Linked DNA regions of Mus musculus: all the other regions are linked to region 3. The links are chromatin loops, found by intact Hi-C in ENCODE. Cell type or tissue: left cerebral cortex. All regions are shown on one strand.

What was found. Peaks named below come from ENCODE experiments on the same cell type or tissue, not always from the same donor. Only the 100,000 strongest peaks of a DNase experiment are listed, where the experiment ranks them.
Region 1: a loop joins it to region 3, with 5 times the contacts of the local background. A loop is called at or near these places in 6 of 42 quality-filtered maps.
Region 2: it touches region 3 in a loop (3-fold over the local background); 18 of 42 quality-filtered maps call a loop at or near these places.
Region 4: it touches region 3 in a loop (4-fold over the local background); 41 of 42 quality-filtered maps call a loop at or near these places.

Annotation. Positions count from the first base shown.
Region 1 is chr2:180,020,482-180,028,481 of GRCm38, reverse strand. It overlaps Lsm14b (LSM family member 14B), which reads right to left and starts at 3,495. Exons shown (of 10, transcript NM_001372364.1): 1 at 3,170-3,495; 2 at 1,684-1,847; 3 at 447-582. The coding sequence starts at 3,296. In left cerebral cortex, no CTCF peak of the experiment used is centred here; DNase peaks (open chromatin) are centred at 2,470, 2,802, 3,115, 3,621 and 1 more place; H3K4me3 peaks cover 4,190 bases; H3K27ac peaks cover 1,845 bases.
Region 2 is chr2:179,969,544-179,977,543 of GRCm38, reverse strand. It overlaps Taf4 (TATA-box binding protein associated factor 4), which reads left to right and starts at 898. Exons shown (of 15, transcript NM_001081092.1): 1 at 898-2,131. The coding sequence starts at 898. 4921531C22Rik (RIKEN cDNA 4921531C22 gene) reads right to left here and starts at 691. Exons shown (of 2, transcript NR_033782.1): 1 at 352-691; 2 at 1-95. In left cerebral cortex, no CTCF peak of the experiment used is centred here; DNase peaks (open chromatin) are centred at 658, 1,460, 2,543 and 3,531; H3K4me3 peaks cover 2,663 bases; H3K27ac peaks cover 941 bases.
Region 3 is chr2:179,912,850-179,920,849 of GRCm38, reverse strand. It overlaps Taf4 (TATA-box binding protein associated factor 4), which reads left to right. Exons shown (of 15, transcript NM_001081092.1): 15 at 7,244-8,000. The coding sequence ends at 7,411. Among named protein-coding and RNA genes, the nearest start is that of Taf4, 60 kb to the left of the region's middle. In left cerebral cortex, CTCF peaks have their summits at 611, 3,356 (motif pointing left), 3,858 (motif pointing left) and 6,414 (motif pointing left); DNase peaks (open chromatin) are centred at 3,369 and 3,834.
Region 4 is chr2:180,038,116-180,046,115 of GRCm38, reverse strand. Psma7 (proteasome subunit alpha 7) reads left to right here and starts at 3,652. Exons shown (of 7, transcript NM_011969.2): 1 at 3,652-3,838; 2 at 6,637-6,763; 3 at 7,267-7,391; 4 at 7,929-8,000. The coding sequence starts at 3,743. It overlaps Ss18l1 (SS18, nBAF chromatin remodeling complex subunit like 1), which reads right to left and starts at 3,633. Exons shown (of 11, transcript NM_178750.5): 1 at 3,248-3,633. The coding sequence starts at 3,316. In left cerebral cortex, CTCF peaks have their summits at 577 (motif pointing right) and 3,592; DNase peaks (open chromatin) are centred at 2,927, 3,387, 3,674, 4,195 and 2 more places; H3K4me3 peaks cover 3,230 bases; H3K27ac peaks cover 1,903 bases.

The sequences.
Region 1 (8,000 bases), 110 kb before region 3:
CACAGTGCCCAACTCTCTACGTTTTGAACACAGCTTCAAGGTCACAAAGACAGGGCTGATCTCTGGGAGTAGTAAGCCCTGTCAGTGGAACCACGTTTGAGCTGGGCTCTTGCAACACACCAATCTATGCTACAACAGGAAACAGGGTATCAGTGGGCTCTCAGACAGATCTCATGTGTAAAACTACAGCTGCACCACAACTTCTTATCCCAGGTGCATTCTGATTTATGTCATCTGGTGCAAACTCAACAATGCTGGCTCAGTCTCAGGAAACAGCTCGTCAACACTAACGTGCTGATGCTGCGCTGGGTAACTTATCAGGAGTGGTTAGGATGTAAGAATCCAGCAGCTGCAGGACATGAAGACTGTCTGGCTCTCAGGGTGCATGACTCCACTGCACGGTTGTCACGGTAAGAGTAGTCAAGCACACAAAAACGGTCACTCACCTAGACCTAAGGAAGCGGCATACTGCTGGCTGAGCAGGGAACTGGCTGCCAGCTGGCCATACGGTGGCATCCCTCTGAAGGGGCTGTAAGGCACATGCGGCTGGAAGGGCGAGGCGGAGGCAGAGCCCAGGGAGGACTGAACAATGAGACATACAATACAGGTGAGAGTGCTGCAACATCCTGGTACCCTCAAGTCTCCATATAGCGCACATTCTCAGGAAGAGGGTGCCAGGTCTGTCAGCCTGCACTCCTGCTATGGTAGGGAGTCCTGGGTAGTTTCCATTGTTGCCAAACAGACCTTCCCCAAACATTTCACTACAGCTGCATGAACTCCTTCCAGAATTAAAACTCCTACAGCTGCCCTCTGCCAACAGCAATCTGACATTTTTACAAGGAAATGCCACTTTTAGGTGGAGAAAGGTTCCCTGAAGAGGGACAGCTGTGAGGCCAGAAACTATTTACACATCTCCAATGTGTCTTTCATCACCCGCCCAACAATCTGCCTCCGGGATGAATGCTCATGAGGACGGCCTGCCCCCACCCCTCCTCTAGTCTGGTCGTTACTTTCCCTGTTTTGAGACCTTGAATACCTATCCAAGCTTTCCAGAAATCTGACTTGGGTTCTCTCAAGTGCCAACTCTGCACCCTACCTGCTCCTACCTCTCTAAATATAGCTTCATCTTAGAACCCAGGGCAGTCTGAACTGGAGAAGCCAACGAAGGTCTAAACTTACAAAAGATAATAATCTAATTGCCCTTGTACCCACCCCTGTAATCCTGGGGTGTAACCTACCAGGCAGTCAGGCTTAGCTTAAGACTTTCAAATTTAGTGTCCGACAATAATGCATTACCAGAACAGAAAACTATTAGAGAACCAACCCCGTCACCCTCAAAACACCCGATGCGCCACTTATACTCTGCCACTCAAAGCTAGACTGCTATGCTCTAGGCATGCCAGGCCCAGGCAAGGCCACCAGCAGCAGCATCTGTACCTCACGCACAGCAAGCCACAGGTCTCTTTCCCTAGCGGCCCTCCATGCTGCGCATGTAACCCTGTAAGGTGTATGCTCTGCATGAATTAACCCCTTAGGAACAGAAACCGTCTAGGTGAAAACCAGGCCAGTGTTCACTAGAGGGCAATTCCTCAAGCTGAATGCTCCAAACAGATGACACCAACTTTCAAGGGGAAACCAGCCTCTCTTGTAAAGGCACAGCCACACAGAAGCGTCGACACTTACCTGAACAATAGCAGGATCCTGAGGGAGTGTATGTTGAGCTTTTGGAGGTTCGCACACAGTAATATCCTTGATATCACTTCCCCGGAAAATGATGTACTCATAAATTTCCTCTCTTGGGGGAGCAGGCCTGTCTGTGGGACGGTCTTCAGTACCAAAGGACCTCACTTAGGGGTTGAGAAAACGACAGTTAACTTGTTGTCCTGGGCCAAGCTTCTGACTACAGAGAGTGCCCTCTGACACAGCACTCTCTTCACAACTAACAGCTACTCGAGCTCGCTGACAATACCTATACAGCACCATGTGGCAAAGACCACAAGGGACAGTAGTTCAGGAATTGACATGAGAATTCCCGTAGAATCCCAAGCTTCACAAAGTTCCCTGATAATCTGTGAAAGCCCTCTGATGGGCAGAGCTCTTTGTAGAACCTCTTTTCTCACATCTGACTTTGCAGATGGACCCTTAGGCCCTCATCACAAGCTGCAGCTGAGGAGATTTTCTGAGGCAAGCACGAAATCTCCCTAGCCCTGGTACAAAGAACAGGCCATGGTTGCTGCAGAAACAAAGGGAACAAATCTCCAAACTCAGACCCCCAACATTAGTTTCTATGTTCATAAGGAAATCCTGGACCCAACGGACCCTCGACAGGATGGATCTAGGAAGGCTAGCACACCTCTCTTTGGCAAGACTCCTGGGCTGAGCTGAATCTGGTGGCAGGCTTTAAGTAGCAAACTCCTATTGTGGACAGGGGCCTACTCTGGGTCTGGTTCTCCAACAGGGGATCTCACGTCAAGTGCAGCATGAAGAGTTCAAGAGAACAAAAAGCCGGAACCCTGAGCCCTTCACTGCAGCACCAGTCTGGGTCTGTGCGCCTCGCTTCAAATAGGAGGTATGGCTAGGGTTTAGGAGAATGGCCCAGGACTGCAGCATGCTGGCTTCAGATTGGCCTCGAACCTCCCATCTGCACCCTCGAGGGTCTAACACGTTAACCCCGGGCGGGCTGCGGCGCTCACGCTTCTGGAGAGCCGAAGGAAACAAGCGCCCCATTTAACGCGGAGAAAGAAGACAAAGAAGCTCTGGGCCCTCACGCTGCCGCGACTAGCGCACCGACTCTGGACTTCTCTCATCAAACCAACCCCTCAAGTGGACAGGGTCGGGAGAGTTCAGAGCAGGACAGCCGCAGTTCAACCGACGCCCTAGCTCGGCGAGAGGCTGCACCGCGACTCGACGGGCGGTGGCTACCAAGGGGTTCCAAGGAGAGCGCGCCGGACCCGGGCCCCCCGCCTCGGCGCGCGTCTCGCCCCGCGAGGGCGTCTCGCAGGTGGGGAGGTCCACGGCTTCAAAGCCGCCCCACCCCCCGACACCGGCAGGATCCTGGTCCGCTCCTCCCACAGCCCCCGCCGAAGCGGGGAACACCATTGTGCGGGCAGGCGCGGGGCGGCGAGCTGTTGGGGCGTCAGTTGGGCGCGCGGCGGCGGCGGGCCGCTACCTTTGGCGAGCGCCACGGTGGAGTTGTCGGTGTCGATGGTGTAGAGGATGCCCTCATAGCGGATCTGCGCCTTGGAGATGAGGCTGATCTTGCTGCCCAGATACGGGGTGCCGGACGAGCCGCTCATGGCGGCGGCCGGGGCGCGCAGGGCGCGGGGGACCAGCGCCGGGCCCCGCCCGCTCCGCTGCCGCGCGGTGGCCTGGCCTCCCACTCCTGCGCAGCTCCGCGCCGCCGCCTCCGAGGCGCCTCCTGCCGCGCCTAGGGGCCTGCGGGCCACGAGCGAACCGGAGAGGGAGCAGAGCGAGGCGCTTAGCCCGAGTCTGAAGGGAGCGGGGGAGGAGCGCCGCCGCAGCCACATCCGGGGCCTCCCGCCACCGCGCGCCGCCCCCGTACGCTCGCAGCCTATTGGCTCCTCGCTGCCGGCTCCCTTTAAATATGGCCGCGCCGCAGGCGGTGGGCGGGGCCGCGCCTGCGCATTTGGAAGCTGCCGGCCGGGGACCTGCCTCTCCGGGTCTTCCCAGCCGGTTCCCGGCGGGCCTCGCTCACCGCTTCGGGGCCTGAGACTGAGCGGGCGGGGCGAAGCGCGCGTGCGCGGGGCAGGCGGGAGGCCACTGTTTGCAAACTCGGGGGCGGGGCGGGGGCTGGACCTGGAAGAGCGCCAGGCTCCTCCCTCCGCGCGTGCCGCTGGCACCCTTCTGGCCCAGGTGTTAATAGGGCGGAGTTGTCAGTCTTCCTTTCTTGTTTGTTGGAGCTGGACCCCGACAGCGCCGGGCCAGGTGCGTCTTCAGTCCCGCTTGCTCCCCGGGGCTAAGGAACCGGCAGGCGGGTGCTGCTCAGTTCTGCAGCGCTCACGGCGGGGGCGACCCTGAAATAGAAAGTGCAGGGGGAGCTCGGGGCAGCCCTGCGCTCCCAAGCCTGATATCCCTAAAATAAGCCCTGACTGTTTTGGGTGACTCCCGCCCGCGTGCGCGCGTCCTCAGACTGCGGCCCAAAGCCCAGCCCGCAGTATAAAATTGGGAGATTTCCCCCTAAATCGCTTCCCATTCTTGCGTTGCTGACTCCGCATCATGCATAGCGGGTAACTTTGTATGTATGAGCGCATGCTAATTTACAGTTAGTCTCCACCATCAGATTAGAGCCCAATATTAGTTACTATGAGAAATTTGGTGGCGATTGGCATTTTATAAACGTGAAATAGAATGAAAGAGGAGATAAGGGAACATCCCATATAGTGAAAACAAGTACTGTTTTGTGAAACAATTTCTCTTAAATGTGAGCCATAAAACGTACTTCTTACTGTAGTGACATCAACTTACCACCACTGCCGGAGGATGCTGGGAATAGTTGTGAACAATTTTAAATTTTAATATTTTCTTATTCGGTGCATGTGCATGTGTGTCCGTGTGTGCATATGTCACAACATGTGTAGAGGCCAGAGGACAGTTAGGAGTTCTCTGCTTCCTGGAAGCATATGGGTCCCGGAAATGGGTATTCAGGGGGTCACACTTAGCAGCAAATGCATTTACCCGCTGAGCCATCTTGCTGAGCCTGTTTTTTGTTTTGTTTTTTTGTTTTTTGTTTTCTTTTAGTTTTAGTTTTAGTTGTGACAGGGGTCTGTCTTACTCTTAGCTCAGGTTGGCGGGGAACTGACTGTGCAGCCCAAACTGGTCTCTAACCTCCTGCCTCAGTCTTCTGATGTGCCAAAATTTTGAGAATGAGCCACCACACTAGACACCCATAGTGGGACGACTTCCCCCAGTTTACAGAAGCAGAAACAAGCATAGTATGTGGGTGAATTGCTGGTGAGCCTGAAGAGTCCTTTGAGATGTTAGTCTGGGCCTCAAACGCCATGCATCTTTTCCACACCACTCCTCCGTGCCCCACACACAACTTTGTGAGACCCACTGAGTCGCCTCCATCACCGAGCAGCAGAGAAGGCAGAAAAGCCTGTTTGATCAACTATAACTCAGCCATATTTCCCACACCAGGGTCTTGACTCAGGAAAACTGAGGCAACCCTGTTGGGAAGAGGTCTTCTGGTCTGGGGCATCCAGGCTGTCACTACAGCATGGCCGTGCACAGTCATTCAGGTTGTACTTGATGGAGGGTTTAGGGGCGGGGGGGGGGGGGGAAGGGGTGAGGACCTGTGAGCACCTCAGTGACCTGGATGCAGAGCCCTCTATGTAGCCCCTACTTTTCAAGGCTTCGTGGGTCGGAGGCGCGTGGGTTGGAGGCGTGTCCTCAGTTAACAGAGGCTGATTCTTCCTGAGTCCTACAACTTGAGATGGAGGAAGGGGGTTCAGCTCCCAGTGGCCTCAAAGTGCCTGCCAGGCTCCTGATCTGCAACTGGGTGGTTCCCTGGGGACACTAGGCACAGTGTAGATGGCCACACAGTGCAGAGGCTAAAAATACACACACTGCCCAGGTCTAGGAATACACGCTCTGCCATTCATTTCTGATGTCCTGCCCAGTACCAGCAATGGAGGGTACTTGCACAGACCCAAGAAAAGGAATAGTTGTGACTGAAATTTGACCCAGGTATCCACTGGAGAAGTGTTTGTTTCCTGGCTGGCGCATCTACCCAGTAATGCTACAATATAGTTCTTTACAAGTGTGCAGGTCTGGAGAGCCTGCTGAGCCCACCCCTTTGGTAATCGTGTGGAGAGATCTATAGAGAGTAGCCAGGGCTTCTGAGGAACTCTGACCTTGTCAGATTCCCTATCTCAGTCTCTCCTTTTCCCAAATGGTGATTTAGCTACTCTGCCCATCTTACTGGAACACTAGAAGTCCCCAGAAGATAATGGCTGCATGAGGCTCTGAGAGTGGCTAGGTTGGATGTGTGAAGAACCTGAGCTAGCTGCAGAAACCTTCGTTGCAGCCATAAGCTGCATGGGAGTAGAGTGCACAAGCCCCAAGAAAGGCAGGGAGAAGGCAGGAAGTTGAACCCCCATCCCACACTTCAGTGCTGGCCAGCTGGGATAACACTTGCCAGTATTCTGGAGCAGGTGACTGTGTGGTGCCACAGAAAACCATTCTGTAACTCAGAAGCACGCCAGATCTCACAGGTGCTTAGCACAAAACATACAAACCAAGAATTAAAGAAAACCACGGTTAGGTTGATGGTCCACGGGTAAAGAGCAATTAAGATCCTGGTGTGACGTATAGAGATATGCCAGGTAAGGAGTCTTGACCTGGCTTCTCCCCACACTCAGAATCTCATCACCACACTGCCGCTGCCGGAAAGTTCTGATCTGCTGCGATCAGAACTGGCTGGGATGGAAAGAGGAGGCACAGGTAGACTGTGTGGGAGGCAGAGAGAAGAGGACGAGGAGCCCAGGGTGGTTGTCTCCTAGCATACTAGTGCTGCATGTGTGACTGCGCTGTAAGGAGGAGGATCTGCATAAGCAGCAATCCTCCTGCAGCCTTACCTGTTGTCCCTGGTTCCAGATGAACTCCATTTCCTACGGTTCAACCAGCCTTCTGTTCTAGAATCTGCACAGTGGGTCAAAGTTCATGTGTTTTGACATCTCCCTCCTTTCTACTCAGCACCCCTTCTCTTCTTCCCCTTCCTGGTCCTGTATTGTTTTGTGAGACAGGGGTCTCTCAAGTAGCCAAGGCTGGCTGTAAACTATGTAGCTCAGATGACTTTGAACCCCTGATCGTCCTGCCTCTGCCTCCCAAGTTTGGGGGTCACAGGCATTTGCTACCACATTAAACACAGGCTTGATGCACAGTAGACAAGCAGTCTGCTAGCTAAGCTCCAGCTTTCCTGATTCTCTTTCTGTCCTTACTCCTTTTTTGTTTGTTTGTTTTTGTTTTTCGAGACAAGGTTTCTCTGTGTAGCCCTGGCTGTCCTGGAACTCACTCTGTAGACCAGGCTGGCCTCGAACTCAAAAATCCTCCTGCCTCTGCCTCCCAAGTGCTGGGATTAAAGGCGTGCGCCACCACTGCCCAGCCCTGTCCCTACTCTTTAAAAATTACATATATTTATTTATTGTATGTGTGGATATGAATCTGTGTTGGGGGCCATTGCACATGCGCAATAGTCAGAGGACATTGTGGGCTTTGGTTCTTTCCTACTGTCACGTTGGTTCTGACGACTGAGCTGAGGTCACCAGGCTTGGCAATTGCCTTTATGCTGAGCTCATCTTTCTGTCCCTTCTCTTGCCTGTCCCCTCCCCTCCGTCCCAGGTGGCTTCTTGTCCTCTCTGTTGCCTTTCTCCTCTTCCCACCCCACTTCCCTGACACCCAGGTTTTCCAGGTTTGGAGCAGCGCAGTGTTGAAGCCGTACTACAGGGAAGCAGAGAGAAGCACGTGGAGCTCTTGACACAATCACCAAGCCTCAGCCACTCTCACAGGTGCAGCCGTTTGAGGCTGGGCTGCTAGTCAAACCTAATGGGGTTCTAGGCAACCCTAGATATTGACTCTCTAAGTGCTGGAGAGGCAGAAACACAGAAAGTGCTTCAAGAACACGGGACAGAAATGGACCTCTACTTGGAGACAAGCCTCTCTGAGACCTCAGGAACAGCTTAGGGTGAGGGGGCAAATTCCTTGGGCCTCTGTTCTTGGATAGAAATAAAAGCTCACTCAGAGCTAGTCTGACCATCTCACACACCCGGCCAAGTGGTCTCCTTGCCAGCCCTGTGAGGTATCATGCAGTTTCATCCTGAGCTGGATGACTTTGCCAGGGTTACACAGCCAGGGGACAGTAGGTAGGGTAGGGCTCTAATCCAAATCTTCTGACCTCTGACCCTTGGTTCTGAGGCTCTGGGCATCCTGCTTTGTGGATCTGTGTAGGCAGCTGATGGGCAGAGGAAGGCTCCCTGAGGCTG
Region 2 (8,000 bases), 57 kb before region 3:
CCGTGGCAAGTCTCTTCAGAGGTGACGATGATTCTAGGAAGGTCAGTTGCGTTGAGGTCCCCAACAAGCTTTGCCATCTGGAATTTGTTTTCGGCCTTTTCAAAAAAAAAAAAAAAAAAAAGGAAAGACGAAATCCATAGCGATGTCCAATAAGACGGCCTTTTGGTTAAGAAAACACCCAGAAAGAAAGGGGAGAAATGGTAACGAAAATGTTCCTACAAAGTGCCAGCAAGCATCAGTTTAGAGGATTTACAACCAACCCCCCCCTCCCCCACGAGAAAAGTAAATAAAGAACAAATCAGCTTCCGGATGTCCAGCTTCGTCCGGGGTGTGCACGGCCCTCGTACTAACCGCTGTAAGTCAGGGGAGCTGACCCGTCGTGTCCGCGGCGTCCTCTGCGCACCTCTCCGCCCCGAAAGCGCCTTCGTGCCAGGACTCCTGCTCCTCTCTGACCGCCGGGGCCCCGGGAGCGCCCGCGCAGCTGTCACCGCCCGCCCTGGCCGCAGCCATTTTGGAAGGGTGCAGACAAAGGGCGAACCCCGCAGCCGGCTGCCGCGACCCACCCGGCGCCTAGAGCCGCCGCTCTCCCGGCCCCGCTGCCATTCCCACCAGCGCTCCAACAGCCGACCAGCACCCAGCGCCTAGCCTGCTCCCCGGCCTCTGGCGCTCGCAGCCATTGGCCGCGTCTTTTAAGAGCCCGCCGCAGCCAATCGGAGGCCACAGGGGCGCGGGCGTGGGCGGTGCGTGTCGGCGCGCCTGCGCAGTGGGCCGCCCCTCCCCCCTCCCTGCGCGCCGCGCCCCCGCCCGCCCCGCGCACCGCCCCCCGCCCCGCTGGAACCTCCTCCTGCCCAGGCGCGCTCGGCCGAGCGGCGGCGGCGGCGGCGGCGAGGAGGAAAGATGGCGGCGGGCTCGGATCTGCTGGACGAGGTCTTCTTCAACAGCGAGGTGGACGAGAAAGTGGTGAGCGATCTGGTGGGCTCGCTCGAGTCGCAGCTGGCGGCCAGCGCGGCCCACCACCACCACCTCGCGCCGCGCACGCCCGAGCTGCGGGCCGCGGCCGCCGGCGCGCTCGGGAACCATGTTGTGAGCGGCAGCCCGGCCGGAGCCGCGGGCGCAGGGCCGGCCGCCTCCGCCGAGGGCGCGCCCGCAGCGGCGCCGGAGCCGCCCCCCGCAGGTAGAGCGCGGCCGGCGGGTGGGGGCCCGCGGCGCCCGGGCTCCAGCTCACCGCGCCGCTTGCTTGTCCCCGCAGGGCCCGCGCCGGCGCCCGCCAAGCTGAGGCCGCTGCCCGAGGCCAGCGCGGGGCCCTGCCCCGCCGCCGCTGCCGCTGCCGCCGCCACCGCCGCCGCCGTCGCGGGGCCGGATCCCGCCGCCGCCGCCCCACCCGCCGGCCCCGGCGCCTCCAAGCCCGGCCCGCCTGGCCCGCCCGGCCCCGGCGCCGCGCAAACTTTGAATGGGAGCGCCGCGCCGCCCACCGCGCCGCACGCCGCACCTGCTGTCAGCCCGGTCAACAACGGGCCCGCGCCGCCGCCCGCCGCCGGCTCTGTCATCCAGGCGGCCCCCGCGCCCGCCGCGCCCTCGCCGCCCGCCGCGCCCGCGCCCGCCGCGCCCCCGCCGCCCGCGCCCCCAGCGCCTGTCGCGCCAGCCCGGCCGCCCGGGCACCCCGCCGCGCCCGCGCCCCCCGTGTCACCCGCTGCCGCTGCCGCCGCCGCCGCCGCTGCCGCCGCCGCGCAGAACGGGGCCGCTCCTGCCCCCGCCGCGGCCTCCGGGGGCGCCGCGGGGTTGGGCCAGCCGGGCGCGGGCGCGCAGGGGGCCAAGGCCGAGGCGCCCAAGCCCGGACCGGGGCCCGGGCCGGGGCCGGCGGCGGCGGCGGCGGCGGCGGGGGTCGCGGGCGGGGGCGCGGCGGGCAGTGTGCTGCTCGGGCCCGCCATGCCGGGCGCGCTGCCGGGGCCTGCGCCCGGGACCCCCGCGGGGCTGGCGAAGGGTGCGGCCGCGGCGACCCCCAGCCTGCCTCGGACGCCGGCGGCCACCACCGGCGCTATCCGGGCCACGCTGACGCCCACCGTGCTGGCCCCGCGCCTGCCGCAGCCGCCGCAGAACCCGACCAACATCCAGAACTTCCAGCTGCCCCCAGGTGAGTGGCAGCGCGCGGCGGGAGGCCGAGGGCGGGTGCACCAGGCTGCCCTGGCGTTCCAGGAAGTTCTGGGCTGCATTCTGGGACCGTGCCCTAGTCGGGTGGCCCGAGAGGCCGAGGGGCGGCCCCTGCCCAGGTGACCTGCCAGTTTTGAGGGCGTCCCAGTCCTGGAGCTCCCAGATCCCTCGGGGAACTCTGCTGTCCCATTCGGATGCTCTGGGCTACCACCGTATAGCCGAGGGGCCCTTCTCTCTCCTTCCTCAGGTGAGGTCAAGAGAGGGCGAACCGACTACTCACGGGCATGCTAATGAAGTCTGTGGAAGGCGGCATGGGCTTTCCTGTTGCCAGGGAAGCCGGTTGGGGACTCCATGCTGGGAGCAGGCGTTTAGTGGTCATCAGTGCCTGAAAGTGGACCCTGGGTGTTTTTTGTTGTTGCCATCCCTGGAGGTCAGTAGGACACTTAGTGCGTAGGGGTCTGCGGATGCAGGAGATCATGGTGATGTGGATTCTGGGACACAGGAGCTGTCTCGGCTCTTGCAGATTCCACACATGTTCTGACTCTGTTGTCCTCGAATTCCTAAGGGTCCCTTGGGTTTGTCGAGTGGCTCCTTTCCTCGCTTGTAGCCTGCTTTTGTTTGAGAGTCCTCTGCAGGAGTGTTCCCACAGAACCCTGGGCCGGAGCAAGCCCTGTGCGCTCCTCCGGTATTACACGGTGACATGTGCAAGCAGTAGTAGCAGCGCCGCCCGCCCGCCCGCCCGCCGCGGTGGCAGTAGTAGAGAATTAGAAAACATGCTGCTACTGTGTCCTCTCCTGTTTTCTTAAAAGTGGTTTGGGTCACGTTGAAAGACCTACAGCATCTTTAGAATTGGGTTTTGCTGTGGAAGTCAATGAGGATTGGGAAGGCTCATCAAAGGTCCAGAGATACCTGCCCTATCTATGGGGATATAGGACCCAGAAGTGTTTGAGAGGTTGCAGGGGCTGCCATGCTCTGAGGAGGCGCTGGGTGTGACATAAGGCCTAGGAACTGCAGATGTCTCTTGCCACACATCTGGGGTTTGCTGAGAAGTGAGCAGGGTGTGTGTGTGTGTGTGGGGTGGCTGTGTGTGTGTGTGTTTTGTGTGTGAAATTGAAATGCCTTGTTCATTATCTTCATTCTGACCTCTGGGTGGAAAGTATGGCTGATATTTATAGTTTAAGATGCATTTTGTGCTTGTAGTCTGCTGTTCGAAATGCCACAGTACTTTAACACGGACTTCCCCAATGCAAGTATGTGCCCACATTGTCCTTTTATCAGGAAAGCTGGCTTAGTCAGGTGCCCATGGCATCCTTCCATAGCAATCCTGGCTTACCCTGGCTCCTTTGCTTTTGAGTGCTGCACAAGTGAAGTCCGTCTCCCTGGGAGAAGGACGATGTCATTTGAAAAGGGCATTGGCTGCTGTCTGCACCACTGCTGCCTCCTTTTCCAGGTCAGGTTCAGAGTTGGCGTGTAGAGCAGAAGATAACTCCTTGGGGGAAATGTAAACATGTTCATTATTTGCACGTCTCTGCGTCTGCGTCTGCATCAGCCCCCATGCTTGTGCTGGAGAGTAGGGCAGAGTCTGGTGTGTAGCAGACACCCAGAGCTCTGCTTCAAAGTCCCACATGCTTTCTAAAAAAGAGAAAACTCACACCCATCCTCTGTACCCCTGGCTTCTGTTGCTGTTTTGATAAGGAGTGCTGATTGATTACCTTACTTTAAAAACACCCAAAGCTAAGCTAATGTTTGGTGCTTAAAACCATTACCACCAGTGCTAGAAAACCGACATCTTTTTAAACAAGACGGGGAGGCGTAGTCAGAGGATGCAAGCATCCTAGTTTTGTCCTGTAACTGCGTAGGCAGAACTTTTTCTAACTGATGTTCCTCCTTCATTGATAGCTTTTATAATAAAATATACTCAGGAAAGATGAAAATAGGTTCTAATAAAACGTTGTTTAGCCAATAGCAGCCTTTGCACGGTAAAGTGGAGAGAGAGGGGGAGGCAGGTTTCAAGGCTACACATAGGTGTCAAGTGGAATAGCATACCATTGGCAGTTGAGAGGAGTGTGAAAAGGGCTGAGTCCCTCCCAGTGCCCTCATGAGAGAGGTCATGCTGGGGGAGGGGAGGGACACAGGCTTCACCCTGAGGTCTGTGAGATCAAGTTTAATCTTCAGCATTCACCAGGAACTTCTAATAAGTACCTTGAACTTGTTTTTTAATTTCTTTTATTTTTTTAAGCAACCGGAGCCCCGATCTTCCCTGTCAGGACAAGTTTCTAAAGGGACTGGGATGTTACTGTGGTTGTGACTTGCTGGTGGTTTGCTGGTGCCAAAGTCTAAGTTTGATCCACAATGAGAGCTTTAGATAGTTCTCAGATTGCTGGATGGCAGGTGCACATGTCAGGAGGAGATAGAGGCATGTCACAGTGTGACTATAGTTGTCAAAAGGGCAGGTGAGAGAACCTCAGAGTTAGTGTGTGCTCTGGTGACTTTGAGAGTTCTGGGTGAGGATGCTGTCCTGCAGGCTGTTTTTCTAACTTGGCAAATTAGCATTTTCTTTTACGTGTGCTCATTCTACCTTGGTATTGAATTTACTCTCATGTTGCTCTAGAACTTGGCTAAATCATAGGTTCTCTGTGTAGGAGCAAACATTCCTTCTGTTGGCTTGGATGCTGTGGCTCTGGAGTGACACAGGTGTCAGGTGCTGGTTCCCACACGTGGATGTGGATTAGTGGCTCACCACATTTGGGTCTGCCTGAGTTGTTGGGCAGATAGATTCTCAGGCAGCTCAGGGTGGAGTTCTGGAGGGGTTATGGGCTGGGGTTCTGAAGGCCAACTTTGGCAGCAGCAACCAAGAGGAACATTCTTGGAACTTTAGCTTTTCTTACTCGAGGTCACAGTTGCTGTTTGCTTATGGAGCCTCAGTTTGTCTGACTGTAAAGTTTGTCTCTGCTGAGTGAATAGGAAGTTGTCCATTGCCCCACAGGATGAGACATGGATGGGCACAGCTGCACTTTAGTCCTAGTTCCCTGATCCTTTCCCTGCTTGAAGGATGGTAACAGTCTTTTTAAGGTTAGTTTTATTCCAGTGAAAAGTCTTACCCAGTGGACAAGAAGTTTGGGGCAGGTTGTCTTGCTCTGAGTGGACAATGCTGGGGTGGCCACCACCCACAGAGCCACATGCTACCTATGGGAGGACCTCACTAGGGCCTGGCTTTAGGCCAAAGGTTGTAACCTAGTTTGCTGCTGCTGCTGGAGGAGGAGGAAGAAGAAGAAGAGGAGGAAGAGGAGAAACATTTTGGTAACCATAACTCGGGCAGTGGTGCACTTTGGAAGACTAGGAGTGGGTCTCCTTTCCCATCAGATTCACAGCTGGCCTGTCATTGTCATCTTCGGGCAGTGTGGTGATGGGATGATGACTGGCATTTGCAGCTGTTTTTGGAGCTGTTCAGCATTGTTGTGTTTTGGTAGTAGTAGAGGGTCTGTGAGCATTTCAGGATGGTGGGCTCATCCACACTTCATGCTGTGTGTTCAAGCAAAGGCTCTGACCTTGGGGAGAACCCATCATATCAGCTCAACTCTTTGTTTTGGTTTTTAAGAGGCAGGGTCTCTCATTAGGTTGTCTGGGACTCTCATTCTATAGCCCATGTAGGCCTTGCTTGAGGTCCTTCAGTTCTAGCTTCCTGGGTGCTAGTGTATGCTGTTATACTTGGCTTATTGGTCTCTATGTATATGCACTGCACTTCTGGGCAGATTCTTGTATACTAGGGCTCCTAAGAAGAGTACCCCCTGGCTTGGGTAGGAATGAGTGAAGGAGGGAAGATCGGCCACTGGGAAACCTCTTCACAATTGCCCCAGAGAGGCCACTGGATCAGAACCATGTCTACCTCACTCAGCCCCCTGCCCTGAATGGAGTGGCTTGGTGGGGTAGTACTTAAGTCAGGGTGTTCCAGGATGCTTTCAAAGACTGCCTCTGTGTAAATGTGCACTTTCTTCCACTTACAATGTAAATTTGGAAACAGCTTTTATAAATAGCAGGTTATATCCGGGCTGATCAAATCATTATAGCTGCTTTTTTTTCTTTTTCTTTTTTCTCTTTTTGCAAATCTTGAAGCAAAGATGTAAAGTTCTGTAGAAACTGCCTAAGGTCTGAAGCAGTTTGTGGAGTTTGAAGGAGCAACTTTGCTTTTCTCCATGAGCCTCTCCTTGCCTGGTCTGGGATGCAGCTGCTGTTCAGGGCTGTTGTTGGCAGTCTTTTAGTCAGGCCTTGGCTAGCACTAAAACTGCTAGATTAAGTTAAGAAGATGGGAGAGGGGGGCTTTTGTGTAGGAAGTCTGGGTGCTGTGCAGCTTTGTGCCTGTGCTGAAGCCAGGGTTACCTGGATGTTGGTTTGAGTGCAGTTGGGCCAGTTCTTTAGAACTGCTTGGCAGATCAGGCACTGCACAGTTATGTCTAAGAAGTAGGAGTTTTATATTTTATGCTAGGGCTGTGAAAGTTTTGGTTTTTTACCTTCTTTTGAATATTTGTACCAAAGACATAAGAGCTTGAAAATCTTTAAGAGCTAACATTGCCCACAGTTAGAATCCACTTTTACCCTGTTCTTTTGTGACCTGTCTGCCCAAGCAGCTTGCTGCTGTGTATGGGGCCAGTGTGCTGCATGCAGACCTGCAGTTTGCTCTACAATCATGTTCTGGTAGGAGGGGTTGCTGGAAGCTAGGCCTTTTGCCACTCTGAGAGTCTGTGAAGTTCGGGAGAGCCTTTTCCTCTCCTCCTGGAGCTTTAAGCACACTGTTAGTGTGTGTGCACATACTGTGTTAGTGTGTGCACAGACTGTTAGTGTGTGCACACATGGTGTGTTAGTGTGTGCACAGACTGTTAGTGTGTGTGCACATGGTGTGTTAGTGTGTGCACATACTGTTAGTGTGTGTGCACATACTGTGTTAGTGTGTGCACATACTGTTAGTGTGTGTGCACATGGTGTGTTAGTGTGTGCACATGGTGTGTTAGTGTGTGCACATACTGTTAGTGTGTGTGCACATGGTGTGTTAGTGTGTACACATGGTGTGTTAGTGTGTGCACAGACTGTTAGTGTGTGTGCACATGGTGTGTTAGTGTGTGCACAGACTGTTAGTGTGTGTGCACATGGTGTATGGGTGCATGTGCTTCAGCACACATGAGAAGAGTGGACAGAGGTGTGGACAGTCAGTCGTCCCTGCTACCTTTCTGTGGGTTTTGGGGATCAAACTTAGGGTGCCAGCTTGCAGAGCATAGCAGTGCCTTTACTCACTGGGCCGGCCGTCTCTGTCTCCTTCCTGAGGTGTTGAGGGACCATTTTGTAAGGTCCTGTCCTCTGAGTGGTAGAGTGGCCCTGAGGAAGGCACCGGTTTCTGTGGGCTCAAACTTGCAGGGAGTGCACCTACAACATGCAGGTGGGTGGTGCTGATGACCTTGGGTTTTGGAGTCATTGCTCTGGGGGACTTCTGGTTCTTGTGACAAACTGGATATCTGGCTTTAGAATGAGACCTTAGTAGTGAGTCTGCTGTGTGGATCTGAAGGCGTTTAATTTGAGGGACTGAGGTCTTAGTTGATGCTGAGCAGCAAAAAGAACTGAGCCCTCCCCATCCAGGGCTACTGCCTAGAGCTTCCTGCAGAGTCAGACCTGGGGTATGCGGCCCAGCGCACAGGCCCCGGCAGAGGCTGAGATCTGACAGCACTTTTCAGAAGGTGCTGGCAGGGACAAAGGAAGGGTCTTTGGCTGATGACCTGTTACAGAGTGGCAAAGAAGGGAGGGAAAGAGCCTGCTTCTTACTTCCTGTGTACATGGGGATGGGGGCTTAAGATTCAGTTTTTCCC
Region 3 (8,000 bases):
AGTGTCATATATGCTACCCTAATGGTTACTTTAGCTTTAAGCCGTTAGTTGTCATTTGCATTTAGAAGAGCACTGCAGGCCTGTGTATCTACTGCTCAGCTGTCTTCACTGTTGCTGCTGAGGATGCTGGGCTGTGCATCACTGTCCCTTGGCTTGGAGGCTGGCGGGGCTGGCATCTGTGTGCCTGCACTGGGCATGCTTATTCTTGCCTGTGCACTCTGCACTGAGTTTCTAGGGTGTTGGTGCATGTTGTCACTTTTTCTGTCCTTGCCTTTGTATGTAGTACATCTGGTCTGACTGCTGACACTTCAGGCCTTTCTTTATGAGGTTTTCTGTGTCTTGGGTTCAGTCTCTGGGTGGTCAGCCTGCTTCTTCCATTTGCTGAGCTGTTTAGACTCACATGTGGGTCTGTGCCTTAAAGCATTTGCAACACATGGGCCATTTTTTTCTTTAGGTGTGTTCTGTTCCCATCTCTCTTCCTCTTGGTCTCCAGTTACACAGGCACTAGACTGTGGTATGGCACATAGTCACATGCACTAGACTGTGCTGTGGTTTCCAGTCGCACACGCACTGGGCTGGGCTGTGGCCCATGTTCATTTGCATCACTGTTTTCCTCTCTGCTCGTCATACTGGGTCATGTTCCTTGGCCAGACTGGAGTCATGCCAGCTCCTGTTGGCTGTAGAGCTCCAGTGCAGTTCCCACTTACAAACATAGATTTCAGTTGAGAGTCCAGACCCCATGGGGGTCGCATATCAGACAGACATCCTGCATATCAGATGTTTACATTATGATTCATAACAGTAGCAAAGTTACAGTTTATGAAATAGCTGTGAAATAATTTATGGCTGGGGGTTTCCACAACATGAGGAACTGTATTAAAGGGTGGCGGCATTAGGAATGTTACAGAACCATTGGTCTATAGGCTATGTTATTGAACTATATAGGCTATATATTATTGGTCTACAGGCTCTTTGCAAGCATCCATCCAGTGAGTGGCAGACTTCCCTGCCTGCCACTTTATGATGGCTGGATCTCTCCTGTGTCGTTGGACATATGTATTGAAGCTTCCAGCCTCAGTTTCCCCTCACTGCTCTCCCTCAGTCGTGGACTGCTTTTCCCATCTAGTGCTTGTCTAGTGCCTGTCACCTGAATACTGGGCACCTTGGATCTGATGTGATGAGGCTCCTGGGTGGCTTTTCTATGAAGAATGTGGTCTGGACTCTTGTTTTAGCAGCCACTTCAGTCCGCTCAATGGACCCAGTTGCTGTTTATTCTGTTATTACAGTTCTGTGCAGATACGGGGCATTTTTTTCCAGTCCAGTCCAACACAGCACCCCTGTCTGTGTGTGGCTTTGACTATTTTTACGTGAGTCTTGATGGAGAGTGAGCCTCTATCCTGGGGAGGCTGGGGTGAAAATCTCAGTGAACCCTCGGTTGCCACCAGGCCTCTTAGTCGGTTTCGCTTTTATCCCCATAGAAACTGCTGTCTGCTTTGCTTGGTCAGCCCTGTCCTGCTGTGGAGGTGTGCAGGCAGACTGGGTCAGCTCAGAGTAGTGACTTCAGCAGGGCAGTGCTGTCCCTGCCAAGGACTGTTGACCCATCTCCAGCCCTAGTGCCAGCAGTGACTCCCTGTGTAGTGTTCTCTTGGTGTGGAGACCCTAGAGGTACAGGGCATCCCTCTCAGTTCAGGGCAGGTAAGAAGTCTGAGTGTGGGATAGGAAGGAAACTTTGGCCAGCATCTATGTAAATGTGTTGTCCAAAAAGCTGCAGCAACTGGGTCTGCTGTTCAAGTGTGCAGGCCTGCAAAGTCCACACAGAAGTGAGGCCAAGAACTGAGTAAAACCTTGAGAAGAATACCAGGGGAGTTAAAAGACATGAGTGAACTTTTCCTGCTGGGTATTTTTGTGGCTTGCTGAATTATTGTAAGGTGTAAGTCCTTGTAACTCATCACCTGGTTGAGGCATAAATGCAGGTGCTGTAGTGTGTACCATAATCCCATCACTGGGGGATGGAGGTGGGGGATAGAACCCAGGGCTTGCTAAAGGCAGTATAGTTGAGTCAGTGAGTGAGAGACACTGTCTCAAATATGTAGCAGACTTTAGCTACTTAGTGAGTTCTTTTTTCTTCCACCCATCTCCACCCCTTTCCCACCCCTATTGCTCAATAGGAGAGACAGAAGGATAGAGGGGGAAAGGGCTAACATCCTTAAACTGCTTCCTGCTGATCAGGGCTTAAGTTTCTTAGGGCAAGTTTGATCTTCATCTTTATGTCTAAGTTCTTGTTCTTTACACACGACTACTTAACAAGCTGACCAACAGCAATCAACAGCAACCAATAGCCCAACAACAACAACCAACTCTTGGCGGCCCTGACATTATATACCCTCTGAAAAGTTCCCAGAATTCTAAATGTCCCACAACTGTAGAAACCATCTGTAACTGGCAAAATCCTGCCCTTACTAGAGCACAAGGCAAACCATAGTTGCTGTGGTCAGTTTGAAGCAGCCCCACACCTGGGATTAAAATGAAAACATTCCTATAATATTTCTGTCTTTTTCAAAGAAACCAAAATTCTCACTACACAAGTAAGGCAGCCATTAACTTGTAGCCTCGCATGCACATGTGTACAGGCAGTGCACACACACCGGTGCATACACATTCATGTTTCTTTATCATCTTCTGTTTCTTTACCTGTACATGTAACTTTGTTTGTTTGAGACAGCAGCTCCTGCAGCTCAGACTGGACTTGAACTTGCTTTGTGACTAAGCATGACCTTAAATTCACTGAAACCTCCTTATCAAGTTTGGGGATTGCCAGCTTGTGCCACCATGACCCGCCCTGCATTCATTTTCATTTTTGTTGTCCTTGTTGTTTTGGTTTTTGAGACAGGTTTTCTCTGTGTAGCTCTGGTGGGAGTCATCATGCAGACCAGGCTGGCCTTGAACTCAGAGATGCATTCGCCTGCCTCTGCCTCTTGAGTGCTGGGATTAAAGGTGTGTGCCAGGATTCCCTGTTTCTTTACAGTTTTTTGATTGCATGGCTGGCCTTCAACTCAGTCTTTCACCTCCTAAGAGCTGGGGTAACCAGTGCTCACAGCCACTCCTGGCTTCTTTGTGAAGGCTGTTGTGCTTTGTCTGTGTTGTGGTTACTTTCATCCGTACACAGTTTGTGAATGTCCCTGGTCTCACTAATGTAATGGTGTCTTCTCTTCACACCTCTGCTTCCCTTCTCACTTGAGACCCTGTGAGGTTGGCCTCCTGGAGATGTTGCTTTTCAGCCCTAGGCTAATTGAACCTGTGTCTTAAGCGGTGTGGGGGAAGATGAAGCCAGCCTCCAGCAACTCAGCCGTGCTTCTTGCTGCTGCCATCCAGTGGTGGCTGATCACATTGTCCTGACCTGCAGGTTGGTTAAAGGCGAGGTGCCATGCTTTCTCTTGCCTTGGTAAGTTAATCACTGCTGTTGTGCCCTGGGCTCTCACTGTGCTGCAAGCCTTGGTTTGCATAGTTTACAAAATTCATAGCTTTTTGCATGACCTCCTTTCTGACCCTCATCACTCTTTTTTCCTTCTCTTTTCTGATTTTCCTTCTCTTCCTGGACTTGCTTAGCATTCCTTTTGTATGTCCTCACTGGCCTCTTCTGTCTCTGCTCTCTGTAAGGGCAGTGCTTCTTGCTGTGGCCAACCCTGAATGAGTGTAGCGTTCATTGCTCTGAACATCCAGGGCCTGTTGCTCATAGGCACAGCCTGCCCTTTGTTACCTCTGCTTGACTAGGAACTTGTCTGTGGGTGTGCTCTACCTCCAAATGTGGCACCTAGGTGTTGTGTTTCTTGTGGGGTGATGGCACCCTCTCCTGGCAGTACTGGGAACTCTTGTCTAGGTTGTACCACATCTTGCTGTGATTGCTCAGGACCTCTACTGACCCTATGGACGCTTGTTTTATAGACCCTGAACCCCCCCCCCCCCCATTTCTTCCCCTTCATTCCTCCTGTGTGGAAGGTTCTGTTCTCCCATCTGAGGACCCATTGCAGCCTGTGAGGCTCCTTTCTCACTGCCTGTCTTTGGACCACTTGGGTACATGTCCTAGGTTCCTTCCATCTCCACCTGTTGTGAGCAACCTTGCTGAGAGTGTGGTCATGCTACTGTAGGGGTGGCATCCTCTCTTCTAACACCTCTGGCTAAGCATGGGGGCATTTTCTCCCAGGGGTTTCATTAGAGTTTTGCACTGGAGAGGTGGCCAGGCTGTCCTGGTGCTGAGCCTTTTAGAATTGATGTCATTTCTTAGCAGAGTTCTAAGTGTCTATTAGTGTTCTTCAAATGTTTTGCAGGTGAGCATGGCTCATGTGTGGCAGTTCGCAGAAGTGAAGGCAGAGATGCGTTTGTAAGGATGGTAGCCATTGATAGGTCTGGTCCTAGTCGGCTGCTTTTCCAATACTATTCTAACCTAATGGCTGGCTAGGACAGTGGTGCAGATTCATGGTCTTTGAGGTTTTCCCAGAAACACTCACTCTGAGGTACAGAGCTCTAGCCTATTCCTGAAGTGGGACTCCTTGGTAGAGAAAAGAGTCAGACTGTAACTTTGTAACCCTGTGACCTTGGGGAGGAACTAAAGCCCAGTGCTTCCCTTAGGACATAGAACTAGCTACACAGACCCTGTGTATAGCAGGCTGGCCTTAATAGATGAAGCTAGATAGACAAGAAATAGACTCACTTTTTTATTTAGTTTTTTTCAATAGCCTTGGATGGGGCCAGGTGGGTAGCCACAGCAGTATAACCCAGGAGGCCCAGACTCATATACCAGTGAGAATTTTCCTGGTATCGCCATCGTGTGTGTCCATGTCCATGTTTGTTCGTGTCTGTGTCCTTATGTGTTCCTGTGTGTGTGTGTGTGTGTGTGTGTGTGTGTGTGTGTGTGTGTGTGTGTTTGTGCATGCATAAAAGAGAGAGAGAGAGAGAGAGAGAGAGAGAGAGAGAGAGAGAGAGAGAGTGTGTCAGCCTGCCTGTCTGTCTGCCTGTCTGTTTCTGTGTCCATATCCACCCTTGAAATACCTCAAAGAGTCCTCTGTAGTTACCATGTTAAGGTTTCAGCTTTTATGTGGGTGCTAGCAAATGCCTTGTTCCTGTGGATCCCTGTATCAAGCTCTGAGCAGAAGCTTCAATTCCAGTAGCCAGGAACACATTCACTGCATCCGTGACCCTTCCTAGACCATCAGCTAAGGACTCCCAGGGGCCTCTGAAACTCCACAGGTTGGATGACCTGTGTGTGCTCCCATAGCCCAAGAGGGTTTAGGGTACACTTGGGTGCCATAGTCTTCTCAGGACCATTTACTCAGGTCAGCTGGTCGTAGTTCTGAGGCTCTTCTTGCTGTGGCCAACCCTGAATGAGTGTAGCATTCATTGTGCTGTGCCTCAGCCTGCACTTTTGGCTTTACCACCGACTCACACACATCCTGTTGCTCATGAGGCCTGTAGCACACAATGGAGAATCTGTGTCTTATTCTCACCTGACTGCTGACCCCTCAGGTTGAGTAGTGACAGCTATACCACTGGGTTGGAGGCCCAGGTTGGTGTGCCTACATGAAGCTGTCTGGGCCCCATTAGTGTCAGTACTTGCTTGTCAGAAAGTGTGGGTGCCAGGTTGATCCTGTGACTCAATTTCTAACTTTTGGCATTTCTTAAATATTGTGGCTGAGTGTTCCCTGCCCATCCCAGCCCTGCTGTTGTTTGTTGAACCTAAAAGTAGAGGCTTGAGATGCAGCCTGGACACTGGCCACACACATCCCGCTGCCCAGGCCGGGCCTCAGTGGGCCTGGACATCATGTCATCGCCTGAGTTTCTCCCCTGGGCCTGTAGCCACAGTGATTTGGATCAGGAATAGCAAGTGCAAGAAGAGTGACGCTCGCTCACTACTGAAAATGGAGAAAGAGTTTGGACCTCAGCCTGCTCCAGAGCCCCAGGACCTGTGGACTCTGCCGGTCTCAGGAAACCTCCTCCTCTGTAGGCTTTCTTCCCAGAAATTGGCTTGCTGCTCCTTTCCATATCACCAAGAACCTCCCGAAGGAAGCTCGTGTGTGCTGGACCAAGCACAGCTTGAGGTGGCTTTTGGGACACCAACAGCTTCCCTCATTCCTACTAACTGCACATCTTTGCTGTGGCCCTTTAAGAGGCATCTCTAATCTCAGGATGAAACATTACTGTTGCTGTCAATAACATCCAAGGAGATTGTCTACCCAAAAGGACATGGCTACCAAGGTGATGGTGGAGACCAGGGCCACAGATGGACAGTGGTGGCTCCCAGCATCTGAGGAAAAGTACCCTATCTTCAGTTGGACATATGCATGAAGAAACTGGCCAGGTCATGTAGGCACACTTGTACCTGGCCTGCCTGCCAGCTTCCTATGACTGCCATCTACTGGCCCCTGTGCCCCTGTGCCTCATGAGTAGAAGGTGATACTCCAGTTTCCTAAGCTTCGACTATGGAGGCACAGTCAGGACATCACTGCAGTTTGTACACTTGAATACTAATGGACAGTTTAACCAGCAGGACACACCTTGGTTCTCTACTGTGAGAAGAGGAGAGCTGTCCATGGGGATCGTGTGGTTTGAGTCCAGCGGGGGTCAGATGGAGGCAGTGAGGAGATCAGCTGCTTAGTGGCCAGAAGCCAGCCCTAGTACATCCTATTTCTGAGCAGGAAGGAAGTGAGCTCAGTTCGCTGGATAGCTGTGGTGACCTAGGGAATGGGTCTGCAGCAAGGCCCAGCCAGGGGAGCAGGGAGCCCCCTTCCCTTGGCCGTGGATCACCGTCCTGACCGCTGAGCAGTCGGCCTCTCCAGCTGACCAGCAGCCTGCCCTGCCCATGAGTTCAGGCCTAGTGCCTCTGTCAGCCAAGGAGGGATGCCACGGTCCCAGGTGTGGCATCAAGTGTGGTCTTTGATCCCCTCACCTGAGCCTCTTGGGTAGTGTTGTGTTGTGTGATATGGAAAGTGGGGGCTGCGCGTTCAGAACCTTCTCTCCCACTCAGGGTCAAGCTTATGGGGACATTGGAGGTGGTGGGCATCCTGAGCCTGTTGCAGAGTGGGGAGTAGGGGCCTCTGCCCTGCATAGGGACTTAAAGTAGTAGAACTGTGGAAGGAGCTTGGCAGGGTGTTTCCTCAAAACCAGGGTCTTTGGGATACTTGAATCTCCTCCTCCCTCCTAACTGTTCTATGGTCACTAATGCACATGTCCTCTTCTTTCTCCCCACCAGGGCTCAGGCCCGGGCGCAGCAGTCCCAGGCGGCTCCGGCGTGGGAACCCCCAGACAGTTCACACGGCAAAGAATCACGCGGGTCAACCTCAGGGACCTCATATTTTGTTTAGAAAACGAGCGTGAGACAAGCCATTCACTGTTGCTCTACAAAGCATTCCTTAAGTAACAGGATGAGCCGGCGTTTCTGATGGGATGCTTGCGGACGTTTTTATATATTTGCAGATTACGCCTTTTTGTAACAAGCAAATGGGATATTGTTTAAAAACAGCCACCTCTTTACAATGGAGCAGTTTTATACTCCTGTTTATAAATCAGCTCTTCAGTGCGGCAGAAACCGTGTCTGCAGCAGAGAGAACACAAAGGCCTGTGGGTGCTCTCACAGGACAGCTGACCCGAGCTCATCCTCGGCTGAGTGGCCTTCTTGCCAAACAAGCCATATTTAAAGACTGATGGAAGCGCTTAGCAAATAATTAGCAGTTGCTCATCCTGTGTGCGTTTTGGTTCAGCTCACCCTGACTCCCGCTAGGTGTATGTCTACAGCCGATGACCTCATCTCTTCCTTTCTGTTGTAGCAGTCAGTTGGCGAAGCAAGCTGACTTTTTAGACTATTTATCACCTCGCCCCTGCCCTGTCCTGTCCCTTCCCTCCCGTCTACACGAAGCTCCCCAGGAACACAAGCTCCAAGCAGGGTCCCGGTCTGCAGTAGAGGCCGGGGTGCAGGCCGGGGGCAGCACCTGTACAAACACAATTGATTT
Region 4 (8,000 bases), 130 kb before region 3:
GAGATGGGAGGAGAAACCTTGTGCCCCCCTAGGAAGTACTGTTGCTCAAGAACAGCTACCCAAGAGCCATTACTCTTCCACTTTAATAGGGGACTCAGACTCAGCTCCACACATCATTCACCGTTATGGGGACAGCTCTAATGTTCCAAGCAGCCAAAGTGCCTTATTAATAGGATTGACTTTAGAAGCCTGGACGCTGGGTGTTGGTGGTGCACGCCTTTAGTCCCAGCACTTGGGAGGCAGAGGCAGGCAGGATTTCTGAGTTCGAGGCCAGCCTGGTCTACAGAGTGAGTTAGTTCCAGGACAGCCAGAGCTATACAGAGAAACCCTGTCTCCAAAAACCAAAAAAAAAAAAAACCAAAAAAAAAAAAACCAAAAAACAAAACACCTAACCCCCACCCCCAAAAAAGCCTGGAGACTGGAACCCCAGTCAAAGGAGAAGGACGTGACTCCATAATCCTCTGACCTCCACCTGTACACTGTGGCACATGTACCCATGCATGTAAATAATAATAATAATCAGCAATAGAGATATGTAACTTTTATTGTGTAATTGTTACATGAAACAGCAGGGGGCGTCCAGTGGGCCTTCTAATAGGCATGCAGCCACCCAAATCACTGCACTATACCCTGGCTGGTTGCACCAGGAGCGCACAGTGCTGGACATTGGGATACTATAGCCCTCAGCTAGTGGAGAGAAAGACAGAGTTAGAGTTGGTCCTTGGCCAGTGGTGTCTCTGAGGGCTCTAGCCAGCTGTAGTTCCACTTCAGGATCCCAGGCACACACATTGTCCACACAAAAGCACAGTTCTGACTACATCCTCGTTAGGTGCCAGTGCTCTGTCACAAGGTCACTTGCTCCAGGTCAGGGCAGCTCTCCAGACTCCCACTCTGGGTCACCACTCCCTCCCTGCAGGCCACATCTAGAACGATTCAAAGCTTGCTCAAATTTCCTGACCTCATACTCTTACTTCTATGGAAAGCCCCAAACTTGGAAAGAAGGCTATCTGCAAACCAATGTTTGTTACCTTATAAGAATGGTATGCTTCTGAGAAGAGTCAGAAAAACAGGCGAGGAGATCCCAGAAGAGGAAAACAGAGATCTCATCGCAGACCAAAGGACACCAAAGGCTGTGGGAGCCACCAGAAGCTGGGAAGGTATGAGGTAGCCTCCCCCAGAACTTCGTGAGAGAAGGAAGGCAGCCAGCCACTCTTCACACCTTGACAGAGTGAGTGAATGAAAACTGTTGTCTAATGTCACCTGGGTTGTGGCCAGTCAGGGAAGTTATGGGACACGAATACATTCGCCTAGGCAGAACCTGTGCTATGGATTTTATAGTTTATAGGGTGTACCATGCAAGACTACGGACCAGCAAAGGCCACTTCATTACATGCTAACTCATATGCCACCAGCAATACCTCCAAGTACTACAATGGCCTTGTGACTGTCGAGACAAGATTGAGGAGAGGACATTGCGGGCTGTGACGGTTGAGTAGGATCCGTCCTCCAAGAACGCGCTGTTATTTCCTTTGCTTTCACCACCCACTGGCCTTCTCCTTCTCTGGAACTCCTAGCTCTCCCCAGTGGTCTCATCATGGGCTGGTTAGCACACACACACACATCTTGAGCTGCCTTTGAACTTATCATGTAGCTCAGGCTGTTCTCAGACCGTCTTGCCACATATGCTGCAGAATGTAACTGCAGTGGCGCATCATCAGGCCAGGTCAGAGTGCACGGTTTAAGTACATGACACATCCCCCCTCAGGCCTTCTCAGACTCCCCAGTAAAGGATTCACAGAGACAGGAAGTGAATTGCCAGCCCTACCAGGTTAAGGACCTTGACAGGCTAAACTTAAGACCCACTTCCAAAGATGCACAGGCTGAATTTCTGCCCTGAGCTGAGGTCAGCCAACATCTCCTCTTTGTGATCTGATGTTTGGCGTAGTCCTCCAATACACCTTTGCCTGGAGAAACTGAGGATCTTTGATGAGCACGTTTGACTACTGACTAAAAATGTTGAAGCCAAAAGTGGCACTGGAAAGAGTGACTGTTAAGATCCAGCAGCCAGAGTGCCTGGGCACTGTCTGGACTGCCAATGTGTGGAGTACTCCACCCTCCACCAACCAAGGCTCCTAGTTCATGGCCACACAGACAGCAGCCTGTGGAGCCACACGGAAGGGCTACTATTAGCTTTACCACGTAGCCTCTGTAGCCTCCTTCACTAAGTCACTTCTGCAAAAAGTTAAATGTGGCAAGATCTATAAAACCTGCATTTCTGCTTTCCTCCAATAATCTCCCCTGCTAACTAGGACTTGCCAACAGTGATAACCATTATGTTCCTAAGGAGGATAGCAAGGGTGATCTGGGAAACAGGCGACAAGCGAAGAAAATCCCCACAAGCCTCTGAGGGAGTAGAGAGGCCAATTTCCTTTGGGAACTAACTGGCTCAAAAGAATTCAAGAATTCTGTAAAAGGAACCAGAATTAGGAAAAGCCATCGCGTAAGAAAGATGCCTGGAACCGCGAAGGCAAACAGTAAGAAGCTAAAGTGTCCAAGCCAAAACTTAAAGCTTCCTTTTGTTAAAGACGTCCACACACCCACGCAAACGCCTTCTCTGAGAAACTGGCCCAAACTAAAGGATGAAACTGAGAGACTGCAGGACAAACCTGCGGTGTCTGAAGCCAGGGTGCAGAAGGCGAGGCTCGCGGATACCCAGTGGCCCGAGCGGGGGCGGGGCTGCGCTAGCCTCAAGTCCGCCGCGTGCAGCAAGCTCTGGACAGCGGTGCGGGCTCTGGAAATGGCACGCACACTTTGGATGCGTTCCTTTGTGCAGGGCACCGCAGTACCTCACAAGAGCGGCCAGCTCGCCGCAGCGGCGCGCCTCCAGGCTGCCTGCTCCCCCTTCTCCACTCGCCAAGCATCGCGCAAAGGCGCGCGACCGTCGCTACCACGGCTGTCAGCAGAGCGCGACAAGCCCCCGCCCCGGCTGGAGGGGCCGCGGGCCCTGGCGTCTCGCTCTGTTGCGTCTGCTGCCTGGGGCGCTCTGGGAGAAGAACGCGCAACGCGCTCCGGGGTCCCCACCCCCTGCGGCCGCCGGGCCCCCGCTGCCAGTGCCTCCAGCAAAGTTGGCGCAGGCTTTCCTGGGGGCGCGGGGAGCCGCCGTCAGGGCTCCGTGCGGCGGGCTGTGCCCCGGCTTTGTTCGTGCCCCGCGCCCACCCGCACTCTGTACCCCCTCGGCCATGCCCACCTTCTGGATGGTCTGCTGAGTGACCTCCCCTTTGCCTCTCGGCCGCGCCGACGCGAAGGCCACGGACATGGTGGTGGCGCGGACTCAGCCCGTGATCATTGGGGTTTATTCTCCGGCTGCGCCCCGCGGCCCGAGGTGCCCATTCTCCGCAGAGCGGGGGCGGGGACACGGGGGGCGCGGTGCCGTGGGCTCGCCCGCCTGCCTGTCGCCAATGCGCGCTCGAGTCCCCCGCGTCCCCACGCCTTACGCGACTGCCTCCCAGGTCAGGATACCGCGCGGAGGCCCCCTGCACCCGGCCTGCGCTCTTCGTCCAGCCGGTAGCCGGTACACCGCCCCCTGTGCTGAGCTTCGGTGGTTCCGCCCGCCCTGCCCCGCCCCGCCGTGCCGCACGTCCCCCTGACGCCAGACGCCAGCAGCGTGGCCCGGGAGGGCGGGGCGCTGACGGTGAGTGTGCGCTTTTGAGCGGCGGCGGCCCGAGCTAGTGCGTCCGCAGTGATGAGCTACGACCGCGCCATCACCGTCTTCTCGCCCGACGGCCACCTCTTCCAAGTGGAGTACGCGCAGGAGGCGGTCAAAAAGGGCTCCACCGCGGTGAGCCGGCCCGGGGCCTGAGCGACGGGGTGCAAAAGGAAGCGGGGCACGCAGACCTGGGCGCGGGGGCCGCGCTATCTGCTGGCGGCGGGTGGACCAGGAGGTGACGGGAGCTGAATGGTGACGACGTAGGAAGGGCACCAGGTCGCGGGGACCGCGCCGCGCTTCCCGGAGAGCCGGGCGATTTTTTCTGGCTTCCCCACTGCGGAGCATCTAGGCGAGCGCATCCCCGGGGCTGGGCCGGGGCCATCTTGGTGCTGTGCGCGCGGCGCGGACGGCGGAGGCCGCAGGTGCGCGCGGGCGGCGGGAGGCTGGCTGTAGCCGGCGCCGGCGGGGACTTGGGGATCTGCGAGCTAGGCCCAGGTGGGCGTTGTGAACAAAGGGCGATTCGTCGGCCCTGCGATGGTGACAGGCTGCTTCCGGGTCCGCATGCGCCACCGACGCCGTGTTCTGGTTCCGGTGGGCCCTTCTCACCGCGCCCCAGTTTTGTTCAGTCCTTAGCACTGTTTGGAAAAGGACTCCCCACACCTGTAAGCGCCAGCAGTGAGACAGTTTTAGTTTTGGTTTTTGTTTTTCCCGAGTCACCGGATCTTCCGGAACACACGTGGTTCCGAGTCTTGAAACGCTTACATTTCCCAGGTATTTTATCTCCTTGAAACTAAAACCCCAAAGCTTTTGGTGACCCAATCCACCCAAGAACTCTGGAATGACAGGGCTTGGAAGTGCAGGCCTGTATAATCCTGGCATTTAGAAGGTTGAGGCTCGAAAAATCTCACAAGTACAAAGCCAGCCTGGGCTTCTAAATCTAGAGACCCTAAAGACTTCTAAAACTATAAAGACTCTTTGTGGTTGTGTGTGTGCATTATTAATTTATTATTTTAAAAGTTATTTTTATGTGCGTTTGGCCGTTTGTCTATATGTATATATCTGTGTGAGAGTGTCAGATTCCCTGGAACTAGAGTTGCCATATGGGTGCTGGGAATTGAACCTGGGGTCCTGTGGAAGAGCAGCCGCTGAGCCATCACTCCAAACCCAAGAGATACAGCTAGTGAGAAACCGTCTAACAAAAGAAAAACCTGTGAGGCCAGTGAGGTGGCTCCCTGCACTGCACCTGGTGACATGCCTGGAATCCCAGTCTGGGAGGCAGAGGCAGGAGGATACACTGGGCTTGCTGATCAGTAAGTGTAGCAGAATCTGTGAGCTTCAGGTTCAGTGTGAGACCCTATCTCAAAAAACAAGTTGGAGGGCTGGAGAGATGATTTGGCAGTTGAAGGGTGCAGATCTGTTCTTGAAGAGTACTGAATTTAGTTTCCAGCACCCAGATTCTAAGGATCAAAACTGCCTTACACTTAAGCTCCAAGGGCTCCAGCACCTCTGGCCTCCATGGGCAGCTGTACTCAGAGGCACAGACACAACATACTTAAAAGTAAAACTGCTTTTGACGTTGGAGAAGGGTTGAGGAAGACACCAGTGTATAGACCTCTGGGCTCCACGCATTCAGTAGGAATGTTCTAGAATCTGGGGTGCCTGTCTCCAGTGCTCCCAACTGGCAGCTGCCTGCTGCATCCAGCTAGCTTTGGATCCTGTAGGTCACAGGAATCAACACAGAAGGAACGTGTGAAATCACTCCAGGCCCTTGGTGAGCCTTGTGGGAGGTTCCTGGTATCTGGAGGTCTGGGCCCGGGAATCCTGTTCCACATCAGAGGGAGCTGGCAAGGGGCGGTGCCCTCTACCCAACCACCCTTTCCGGGATTGCTACATTTGTTTCTGTTCCTCTCTTGATTGAAGGGTTAAGTGAGGTTTCCTGGGTTTATTGTGGGGTTTTGTTGTTGTTTTAACAAAATTTCAATCGCTGGATTTTACCAATGAAGACTCAGGAACCAGATACTGGAGTGAAAGCCTACTGGCTCCTAGAGGCAGAGAAGAGCCCAGCTGACCTTCCTCAGTCAGTGTCCCACCAGGAATCCTGCCCCTTCTCATGCTGACTCAAAAAACCTTCAAACTGAATGTCCCTCCTTTCTGCTTCCTTTGTCTCTATCCATCCTCATGATTTCTTCTTACTCTATGGTTTTTGTTTTTGTTTTTAAATAATCTTCACTTCTGGCCAGCTGGTTGCATGTCCTGCCTCTTGACTTTATTTAATCTCGTTTACAATATTCAAGCAGAAAGTCCTTGGGCTAAAGGTGTGAGCTGAGGCTGAACCACAGCTAAAAAAATGTTTTGTCTTTTAGTAAACAACACCATCAACAGTATGACCAAATAGCCTACAAAATTTTTTGGTTTGATTTTGATTTTGGTGCTGGGCAAATGCCATTCCACATCCCCTGGCCCATTTTCCCCTGTCTATACAGGGACCACGTCCTCCCTTCTACAATCGCAGCCATGGGCAGGGGGGTGGGGGTGTCTTAAACAGTGGATTGTGCTTCACTTTGTAGCATACCGGGTCCTGCCAGTACTATGTGCATGCAGTGTGAACAGGCAGGATTGTGGCCTGGGGTTTAGTCACCTCAGGCTTCTACTCAGGGTCTCAGTGATACAGTTGTAACCGCCTCAGTGCTTTGAGGGCATGAAATTGGCATTCAGGTCCTGATAACTTGTCCTGGTCCTCAGGAGCGGATCTGGATCCTCATTGTGGTACAGTTTGTCAAGCGGTAGACCAGATATGGGTGGATTTACTTTTCTGCAGGGCTCCTGCACCAAGCCTATCTGTATGTGCCTAACCCACTCCATTCTGCTGTGTCAGAAAATAATAGCTGTCCTCATACGATTCTTAAAAGTGACATGTATTTTCATTTAAGGTTGGTGTTCGAGGAAAGGACATTGTTGTTCTTGGTGTGGAAAAAAAATCAGTGGCCAAGCTACAAGATGAAAGAACAGTACGAAAAATCTGCGCCTTGGACGATAACGTCTGTATGGCCTTTGCAGGTATAAGTTGAACCAGGGTGGCAAGCAGAGCATTGGTGACAGGTTGGAGGGGATGGGCAGTTGTGACACGTATAAACTGGGTAAATGAAGTGGATATGAGCCGCTGAGTTCCAGGCTAGCCTGGACTACAGAGCAAGAACAGCAGTTGTAGCTTGGGATCTCTCCTGGGGATTCTTGGACCTGACTGCTGCTGTTAGTCATGTCTGTATCAGCAACAGTTCCTGACTCTCCGGTCCAGGAGCACCTGTGGTTGGAGGGATGACAGGAGCCTCCTTGCTGAGCCTCACTTGCACTAGAGATGTCAGGTATCATCCTCAACAGATCCAACCTAAGAAGTCGCAATTCCCTAAACAAAACTGAGTGCCAGCATGACTGCATCCACAGTTGTTCGTGTACTTGCTTCTTGGAACAGCTTGCAGAAGCTGGTGTGCTTTGGGATGTGGCTTGACGTTCTTGACCTTAGTCGTATCCATGAGCTGCCCTGACAGGAACCTTTGTCTCAGGTCTCACCGCTGATGCAAGGATAGTCATCAACAGAGCCCGGGTAGAGTGCCAGAGCCACCGGCTGACAGTGGAGGACCCAGTGACTGTGGAGTACATCACCCGCTACATTGCGAGTCTGAAGCAGGTAGGTGCTTGCTTAGGCACTGTCCGCCATCAGGGTGCTGTGTGACTTCATCTTGCCAGTCTGTTGTCTCTTCTGGCTTGGATTCATCCTGACTCTGTTCTCTGGAGGGGAGTACGAGTATTTGTCTTGCTACTCTGGTTGAGAGGGTGCTGAAAGGCACCCCCAACTCTGTAGTAAGACACTCAAACTTTAGAGACAGCTTATAGCTGGAACATGTCAGCCTGTGTTGAGATGACTTCCAATAATCTCAGCAGTTAAGGACATTAGCTGCTCTGAGGACCCAGGTTCAATTCCCAGCACTCACAAAGTAGCTTACAAGCAGTCTCTAACTCCATTTGTGAGAGATCTAATCCCTCCTCCTGACACAAGACACAACGCACATAAATAAATCTTTGGGTGTGTCTAAGAGGAAGGGGTGCACTAAAGGCTGTTCTCCATCCATCTGAATTGCAGGTGGCTTCCTTTTCTCTCGGCACTAACCACTTGTCTGGCATGAACTTTTGTGGTTGATGGTGCTCACTTTTTTTTTCCTTTCAGCGTTATACACAGAGCAATGGGCGCAGGCCATTTGGTATCTCGGCCCTAATTGTGGGTTTTGACTTTGATGGC